Regions from separate parts of the Homo sapiens genome. Here region 2 is linked to region 1. Evidence: read pairs that join two places in POLR2A ChIA-PET (ENCODE). Cell type or tissue: OCI-LY7. All regions are shown on one strand. Links, peaks and the distances in the headings refer to the core of each region. The heading gives the core; the rest is flanking DNA.

Region 1 (4,384 bases), core at 80-4,079:
CTGTGCGCGCTGCACGTGCGTGTGCTAATTCAGCACACAACTGTCCTCCTCTTACTGGCCAGGCTACCAAGAGGGTGGCCACGCTGGCACTGCAGGGCCTGGGAGGCACCAACAGTAAGTGGGAAAGGAAACAGGACACCAGAGGAAGCTAGGCTAGGAGGTGGCTCTGCACCAGTGACTGACAGAGGTGGTGATGTGTCCCCAGCTGACGGTCCTTCCCTCAGGGTGGATCATGGGAGGTCCACTGGAGGCAGCTGTTAGAGACCAGCCTCTGTAAGGATAAGAGTACTGAAGACAGGGGTGGTTGACCCCCGTGACTTGGGGCCCTTTAGGGATAATCTACACCGCAAGCCTGTGGTCATCTAGGCAAATCTCAGTTCTCTCCTGACTTCCTGGAGTTACATACTGAATTTTAGGGGCTTTCCAGCCACAGTGAGGCTGGAAACTCACTTAACAGCTTGGATGAGAGCTAACCCCCAAGGTACCATAGCTACCCCGTCTAGAAGCAAAACTCAATCTGATCTGGGGGTGTCCTTGGCTCAGAGGACACTGTGGGGATTGCTTACACACAGACATGGTCTGAGACTCGACAAAATGAGATTTCTCCTCCCGTATCCAAGGCTTAAAGTTACAAAGAAAATTAGAGTTAAGTCAACTTCCACAAGAGACCTTCCTGGGCTCCATCATTTATTTCAGGATGTTGTCCTTTCCCCCAGGGCCTTGCTGTCTGGTTTATTGTTTAATTTGCTCCTTTTGAGAAGGCCCCAGTATTGGGTTGGGAATGGGTGTGGGGACAAGAGAAAGAAAGAGAAAGTCAGCATTCCTTTCCTTATTTTTCTCCAGAGTTGCCCGTTTGCTTGCATATCCAGTCTGCAAGTTCTCTTAACCCACGTTTTTTTGTGGGAGGGATGGCCATTGACAGAGATTAAATTAAAATATGAAAGAACAGCCTTATTTTCTAAATTCCCAACCTTCTGCAGACCCAGGAGAACTCCAGAACAGGTAGAGTTCACTGTTGCTTCCTTCCAACATGGATTAAGAAAAGGTTCTGTTTTAGTGCAATTTTCCCCGCAAAGGAACCAGGAAGAGGTGGAAGAGGAGATCCCATGTTCCAGCCCCAGGGGTTTGGGAACCTTCTGACCTTGAGGTCAAGGCAGACATGGAGTCTGACCTTCTGAGCAGCACATCACACTTTTTTGAATTTTATCTCCCAGGTCCTTTCGGTGCACCTGCAGGCAAAGTGTGGGGGGCGGAAGGGCAGTGTGAGGCTGTGTTTCCACTGGATGAGTTGTCATACCTGCCACACTAACACAGAGGAGCAAAGGAGAAGACAAGGTGGAAAGAGAATGCCATCAAAAGCAAGAGCTAATGGCCAGTGGTCCTTAGGAGCTGCTTTAGCCCTGCCCCAAAGACAGGGAGTTTCTGGTTCCCCACCAGAATTCACCCTTCAGAAACCATGCTAGCAAGGTGCTTCTCTAAGTGACGTCACAAATCCTCTTCTTCGGAGTGACCAGCCCAGAGCCTGGAGCTCTCGTGTGGCCCCCTCTGGCCTCCCCATGATGTGAGATGTGTGGGAGAAAAGAGGGACATTGATGCACATGCACACGGTGGAGTCTGATGACCTGGGGTGAGCACAGCTGCACGTGGCAAAATGACAGGTGCTGTCATGGCAGTGGCTGCAGCCGGATGCCACGGGAAATGGACAAAGTGCTAGAACACAGGGCCAGGGGCTGAGCCCTAAGGGATCTGAAAGACGTTCAGCTTGCTGGTGTTCTTGAGCGTCTGGCGCCGATTGCAGAACCAGACCCGCACTACCTCACGGTCGTAGTTGAGCTCCTTAGCAATTTCAGTGATCTCCTGGCCTGTGGGCAGTGGGTTCTTCTCAAAATAGGCATTGAGAGCCTCTATGGCCTGGGGGGTGAAGGAGGTGCGGCGTTTGCGTTTCTTGGAGGGCTCGCCTCCCACAAACTCCATCAGGTTCTGCTGGCCTTCCTGGTTCCGCAGTTCAGCTTCGTTTAGCCACTTTTCCAGCACCGGCTTTAGCTTCTGGGCACTCTTGGGTGTGATGTCTAGCTTCTCGAACCTGTGGGCAACCCATACCCAGGAAGAGGCAGTGAGAGCATGTTGGTCTCTTTGGCACACCCCGCACCTAGGTGCAGGCTCCATCCTCAAGGGGCCGCTCCTCTAGGGGCTGGTGAGACTGTACCCAGTGCTCCCCTCACCACCTCCACCAAGACCCCTCTAGTTTGGCCAAGCCCAGACTCCTCAGACCCTCTGATGTGCCCGGTCCTAACAGGGAAACCATTCCCACGGCCTCGGCTCAGTCAGTAGTGGAATAATAATAGTGCAACTGCCTTACAAACAACCATTCTAGAACGTTCCCCTAAATGAATGAAGTCCTTTTGAGGAGTCACCTTGGGAGGCCTCCAGTCACACTCCCATAGCAGCATCACTAACAAGTCAGGCTGCTCTTTCTGGCTGAGCTGGATGTGGTGACAGGATTCTCCACAGGATGCTGGAGGCACTCTAAAGGTCACTCTAGCCTGACCTATGGAGCTGGCAGGCAGATGAAACCTTTTGGCCATCCCTGAGCCATGCGCTTATTCTTGTTTGAAACTCTATCCCTCCTGGCACCAAAACTAGTTTGTAGGCTGCTTACAGAAAACTCAGCTATGTTACTTTACAGTCATTCCTTGTTAGAGGGGAGATGGGAGCATGATGAGGTATGGTGGGTTACAGTTAAGGGCCAACATAGAATGGAAGTTCCCACTTTGGTGACTAATTTTATAAGCTGTACTCCTTTCCTGCTAGAATTCCTCAGTGGATTAGGGTCTTGGGTTCCCCAAAGAAGACCCATATTAATGCCCAGGATTGGAGGATAATCTTCAGAGGACCTCAGAAGGACAGGGTCAGCCTTTGACTGCCCCAGGTGTTCATATCTACCCTTAAGATGGTCTTCCTTATCTGGAAAAAGGCTGGAGCAAGGGGGCATATGGAAAAGGGGCCGGTGCTCAGGTTCCCATGAGTGCCCGGTGGCACCAGGCAGCTGAGCAGGCCCTAATCCTGTCTAGGGCAGCCTTACTCACCGGCAGATGGCTGACTGGCTGTAGGCTGGACCTTCCGTTGCAGTCAGAGCCTGACCCACCTGGGTCTGTGTAAGGCCCAGCGAGAGCCGCCGGATCTTAAAGTTCTTGGCAAACTCCCGGATCTCTTCTAAGTTGATCCCATCCTCATCCAGACTTGGAGTATGTGGCTCTAGGCCAGAGGGAGGGAGCAGGGATGAGTGTGTAACATGGGAACCATCCCTGCTTATCTGGCTCATTGGTCTGAACTGACGCAGTAGTGAGAGGTGAGGACACCTGGGAAAAGGCTCACGCACCTTCAAGACTCTTATCACCTTTGTCCCCAAGACAAGCAAGAGTTGAAGGGGCCTAAACTAACCTCTCCAGGGGTAAGGAGCTATTTTCAAGTTCTTCCAGCTCTAACTGCTCACCCTCCCCCATTCTCCCTAGGCCTGGCCCCAAACACACTTGTTGGTCACCCACATTCCTCAAATACTGGGTGAGAGACCATAGCGGAGACAGCCCATGGCTCGGCCTCTCCAAAAAGCAGCCAGCCAGCCAGCTTGACAGCCTCCACTGTCATCGTGCCCAAACTCCACCTCAACAGGAATGGGAATAAAAAAGCCAGCCCCTCATATTGGGCCTCTGCCCTTCCCCTCTGGACCCCAGGATATCAAGGAAAGCAGCATCTGAAGAGATTGGGTGCCCACATAAATGCCTCCCCACTTCTCCACACTACTTCTCCAGGAGCCACTTACTGGACACCAACTGGCTGACGGTGGGGGTCTCTGAGCAGGTAATTGGGATAGGAGCAGAGGCAGATGGCTTGGCGGCTGGAGCTGGGCTGGCAATGACCACAGCAGGCTGGGGCACGGTTGGTGTGGGCTGGATGGGCTGCACCTGTGAAAGGACAGACAACAAGCCTTTGCTGCCCTCTGCCAGGCTCAGGGAGTTAAAATCCCTGGGTGGACCAGAGGCAGGGCAAAAACAGACATGAAATCCTCACGCATGCAGGACATTCCCGCCTGGGCTCTATCATAAAACAAGACTAGGCAGGGCATGGTGGCTGATGCCTGTAATCCCAACACTTTGGGAAGCCAAGGCGGGAGGATCACTTGAGGTTGGGAGTTTGATATCAGCCTGGGCAATGTGGCAAAACCCTGTCTCTACTAAAAATACAAAAATTAGCTGGGCATGGTGGTGGGTGCCTATAATTCCAGCTACTCAGGAGACTGAAGCAGGAGAATTGCTTGAACCTGGGAGGCGGAGGTTGCAATGAGCCAAGATCGCGCCACTGCACTCCAGACTGGGCGACAGAGTGA
Region 2 (4,384 bases), core at 139-4,138, 120 kb before region 1:
TACTGAACAATAAGTGTTTGCAGATAGAATCTACAGGCCCACACCATTCCTCTGCTAACTTTTTGAGACAGGGTCTTGCTCTGTCGCCCGGGCTGGAGTGCAGTGGCACAATCATAGCTTACTGCAACCTATGCCTCCCAGGCTCAAGTGATCCTCCTCCCATCTCAGCCTCTTGAGTACCTGGGACTACAGGCCCATGCTACCATGTCCAGCTAATTTTTGTATTTTTTGTAAAGATGGGGCTTAGCCATGTTGCCCAGGCTGGTCTCGAACTCCTGGGAAGCAATCTGCCTGCCTGCCTCGGCCTCCCAAAGTGCTGGGATTACAGATGTGAGCCACCATGCCCAGTCCTGCTTCCTTTTATCTCAAGGAATCAGTATTTAGGAAACAGTATTTAGGAAATACTGTTTAGGAATCAGTATTTAGGAAACATTTACTAAATGTTAAATGTACTAACTCCTCTTCATCCCTTTCCTAACAGCTGCTTCTTATCACCTCTGAGAAATGAAACAAAAAAAGATGAGATACCTCCACAGCCTAAGAATCCTGTCATGCTTGTTTTCTTTGCAAAAATTTTAAGAGACAGGGTCTCACTCTGTGACCCAGGCTGGCGTGCACTGGTGTGAACTCAGCTCACTGCAGCCTTGACCTCCTGGACTCAAGAGATCCTCCTACCTCAGCCTCCCACATAGCTAGGATTAGAGGTGTGAGCCACCATGCCTGGCCGTGTGCTGTTTGCTTACTCTGTTGACGGAGGAGGGTTGTGGAACTGGAGAGTGTTCACAACCATAGGGAATCCACCCCTGAATGGGCCTCCCATGTTCAGTGGCACCCACACCTCACCCCGCTGACCCTGGTGTAGATATACTATCTCAGGCCAACTTGGACTGACCTGGCATTTAATCCCAGCCTGGCTGCAGGCACACGCTTCTGGGTCACAATACAGTCGGCAGTCACAACCACATTCTTCCCGTGACAGGCGGATGGCTCGAAGTTCTTGCTTCTCTTCAGCATCAATACGGTGGACCCCAGAAGCCCTCAGCAGGGCCCGTCGCCGTTTGGTGGGCAGAGGCTGCAGGAAGAAGTAATCATCCACCTCCACATTTTCCACATCAATATCTTCATCTGACACATCATCCAGCGTCAGGCCATCAGCCTCCACCGACTCCACTGTCCCATTCTTGGTCAGCTGCCAAGAGACAGGAAAGGTTAGCCTCATAGACATGAGCGGCATGCACCTCCTCAGTGACCATCCCAGAGCAGCACTGTCCCTTGAACCTTCTGCAATCATGGGAATATCTGTGCTGTCCAAAATGATGGCAGCTACTAGCACATGTGGCTACTGAGCACTAGAAATGCAGCAATTGGAAAACTGTCATTTTATTTATTTTTTTGAGACAAAAGTCTCATTCTGTCGTCCAGGCGGGAGTGCAGTGGTGCAGTCTTGGCTCACTACAACCTCCGCCTCCCGGGTTCAAGCGATTCTCCTGCCTCCCAAGTAGTTGGGATTACAGGCGTGAGTCACCAGCCTGGCTAATTTTTTCTATTTTCAGTAAAGACAGGGTTTCACTGTGTTGGCCAGGCTAGTCTTGAACTGCTGGCCTCAAGTGATCCACACACCTCGGCCTCCCAAAGTGCTGGGGTCCACTGTGCCAGCCCAATTTACATAATTTTAATTGAATAGCCGTATGTGACTACTGGCTGCTATATTCACTAGCACAAGTCAAAAGAATAAATCCAGAGTGGGAAGATGGGAAATCTTACGTACCATCACCTTTCTGGGTCCAAGCTTCTCAAAAACCCGTCTCATCTTCCCTCCTACACGAAAATCTATTTCCACAAACATACCGTCTATTTCCAGACATGTATCCCCTAATTTACACTCACTTGCCTTCTAACACAGAGAGGAAAAGGTATGTGAATGACTGGATGATCCTTGGATATACAGAAAAATGTGAAACACCCTTCAACTTGCACCCACTGAATGCAAAACTACCTTCTTGAAAAAAAAAGGGCAAATTAAAGTGTAGTAAAAGGCTACCAGGTCTTAATCAATGAACCCAAATCCCCACAGTGTGAACAATTATCTGTGCATGCACTAAAGAGCTTCATTCTACTGTAAGGAGAAAAAGCAAATATATTAACAGGTATTAAAGAAAGCCCTTGGCCGAGAAAAAATGTATTTCTTCTCCTTTCTTTTTTCATTTTTTTTTGAGACGGAGTCTCGCTCTGTCGCCCAGGCTGGAGTGCAGTGGCGTGATCTCAGCTCGCTGCAAGCTCCACCTCCTGGGTTCACGCCATTCTCCTGCCTCAGTCTCCCGAGTAGCTGGGACTACAGGCACCTGCCACCACGCCCGGCTAACTTTTTGTATTTTTAGTAGACATGGGGTTTCACCGTGTTAGCCAGGATGGTCTCAATCTCCTGACCTTGTAATCTGCCCACCTCGGCCTCCCAAAGTGATGGGATTACAGGCATGAGCCACCGTGCCCGGCTTCCTTCTCCTTTCTTTTTTTTTTTTTTTTTTTTGAGACAGGGTCTCACTGTCGCTCAGGATGGAATGCAGTGCATGATCTCGGCTCACTGCAATCTCTGCCTCCTGGGTTCAAGTGATTCTCCTGCCTCAGCCTTCCAAGTAGCTGGAATTACAGGCTCCTGCCACCATGCTCAGCTAATTTTTGTATTTTTAGTAGAGACAGGGTTTCACAATGTTGCCCAGGCTGGTCTCGAACTCCCGACCTCAACTGATACACCCAACTCCACCTCCCTAAGTGCTATAATTACAGGCCTGAGCCACTGCACCAGGCCTAATCCTTTTTTATTTGACTTCAAAGAAAAGCTGTATGTGAGGAAAGGTGGTATCAATAATACTGAGCGTACTATGTACAGGCAGAAATCTGGGTTTTTTTTTTTCTTTTTTTTCTTTTTTTTTGAGACTGAGTCTCACTCTGTCACCCAGGCTGGAGTGCAGTGCTGCAATCTCGGCTCACTGCAAGCTCCGCCTCCTGGGTTCACGCCATTCTCCTGCCTTAGCCTCCCGAGTAGTTGGGACTACAGGCGCCTGCCACCACGCCTCGCTAATTTTTTGTATTTTTGTATTTTTAGTAGAGACGGGGTTTCACTGTGTTAGCCAGGATGGTCTTGATCTCCTGTCCTCATGATCCGCCCGCCTCAGCCTCCCAAAGTGCTGGGATTACAGGCGTGAGCCACCGAGAAATCTGGGTTTTCTGGGCTGAGATGGATAGAGAGCCAAGAAAGGGAGTCTTGGTGGAAGGACAGATTGAAGACAAGCCGTGGCTGAAAGAGTTCTGAAAACTCACTAGAGAACTCAAGAAAATGAGGCCTCATAATCCCTGGGGCTCTGGAAGCTGCTAGCAGGATGAAAGCCACGTGACTGGAGCCTTTGGTTGATTTCATCAGACAACCAGAGTAGAGCTGCTAAAGGAACAACTCCTGGGAGAGATGTGATGCAATGGGCTTGGGTAATCAGCTACACACCTGGTTTTCTTGTTTGTGGGGGAGGTGGTAGAGAAATGAAGAGAAGTAAAGTGGGGCTTCTGGAGGTTTCCTAGTCAGTGATTTCGGTACTAGGCAGGCCAACTACAAAGGGCCTTTCTGTTTATCTCAGGATTGCTCCTGTCTACATCTCCAGGGTTGACCTCCCCCTAAGCATACCCCCTCCTGCTGTCCTCTCATAGGCAAGGGATTAGAGATGTAACACGAGGACACTCATATAGATGTGAGAATTTAAATATCGAGATAGAAGTGGCATTTCAAATCAGTGAGAAAAGAGTCTTCTAGTTATTAAATCGTATTGGAACAAGTGGATATTTTCTGGGGGAAAAAAGATTCCCAATGTATACTATTCATGATAATGAGTTCCATATGGATAACAGGCCAAAATACAAAAAATGAAATAAAAATATTAGAAAAATTATAGTTAACTAAAGTTGCGGAACACCAAGCAGCTGCTGGAACAACCCCAAAGGAAGACAAACATTAGATGGTACATGAGAGATGCAGAATGTACATTTTTTGAAACCAACTGCCTCCCTTATAGAGAGCTAAAAAACAGGCCTGGTGCAGTGGCGCATGACTGTTATCCCAGCACCTCTGAGAGACTAAGGTGGAAGAATCGCTTAAGACCAGGAGTTCGAGACCAGCTTGGGCAACAGAACAAGACCCCATCTCTACAAAAACTGGCCGGACATGGTGGCTCACTCCTGTAATCCCAGCACTTTGGGAGGCCGAGGCGGGTGGATCACTTGAGGCCAGGACTTCGAGACTAGCCTGGCCAACGTGGCAAAACTTCGTCTCTACTAAAAATAAAAAAATTAGCCCAGCATGGTGGTACATGCCTATAATCTCAGTTGAGGGAGGCTGAGG

Evidence for each region. ChIA-PET counts read pairs that join two places held together with the same protein. Peaks named below come from ENCODE experiments on the same cell type or tissue, not always from the same donor. Only the 100,000 strongest peaks of a DNase experiment are listed, where the experiment ranks them.
Region 2: POLR2A ChIA-PET joins it to region 1 with 5 read pairs; 4 of 35 experiments call an interaction of 5 or more read pairs at or near these places.

What each region holds. Positions count from the first base shown.
Region 1 is chr12:51,188,510-51,192,893 of GRCh38, forward strand. POU6F1 (POU class 6 homeobox 1) reads right to left here. Exons shown (of 11, transcript NM_001330422.2): 9 at 3,821-3,962; 10 at 3,087-3,255; 11 at 1-2,083. The coding sequence ends at 1,738. Among named protein-coding and RNA genes, the nearest start is that of TFCP2, 18 kb to the left of the region's middle. RefSeq lists an enhancer at 327-536. In OCI-LY7, for the core only: no CTCF peak of the experiment used is centred there; DNase peaks (open chromatin) are centred at 282 and 1,672; H3K4me3 peaks cover 626 bases; H3K27ac peaks cover 1,600 bases.
Region 2 is chr12:51,066,781-51,071,164 of GRCh38, forward strand. CSRNP2 (cysteine and serine rich nuclear protein 2) reads right to left here. Exons shown (of 5, transcript NM_030809.3): 4 at 893-1,189. It also overlaps a transcript of LETMD1 not described here. Among named protein-coding and RNA genes, the nearest start is that of CSRNP2, 15 kb to the right of the region's middle. RefSeq lists an enhancer at 2,651-3,151. In OCI-LY7, for the core only: no CTCF peak of the experiment used is centred there; no DNase peak of the experiment used is centred there.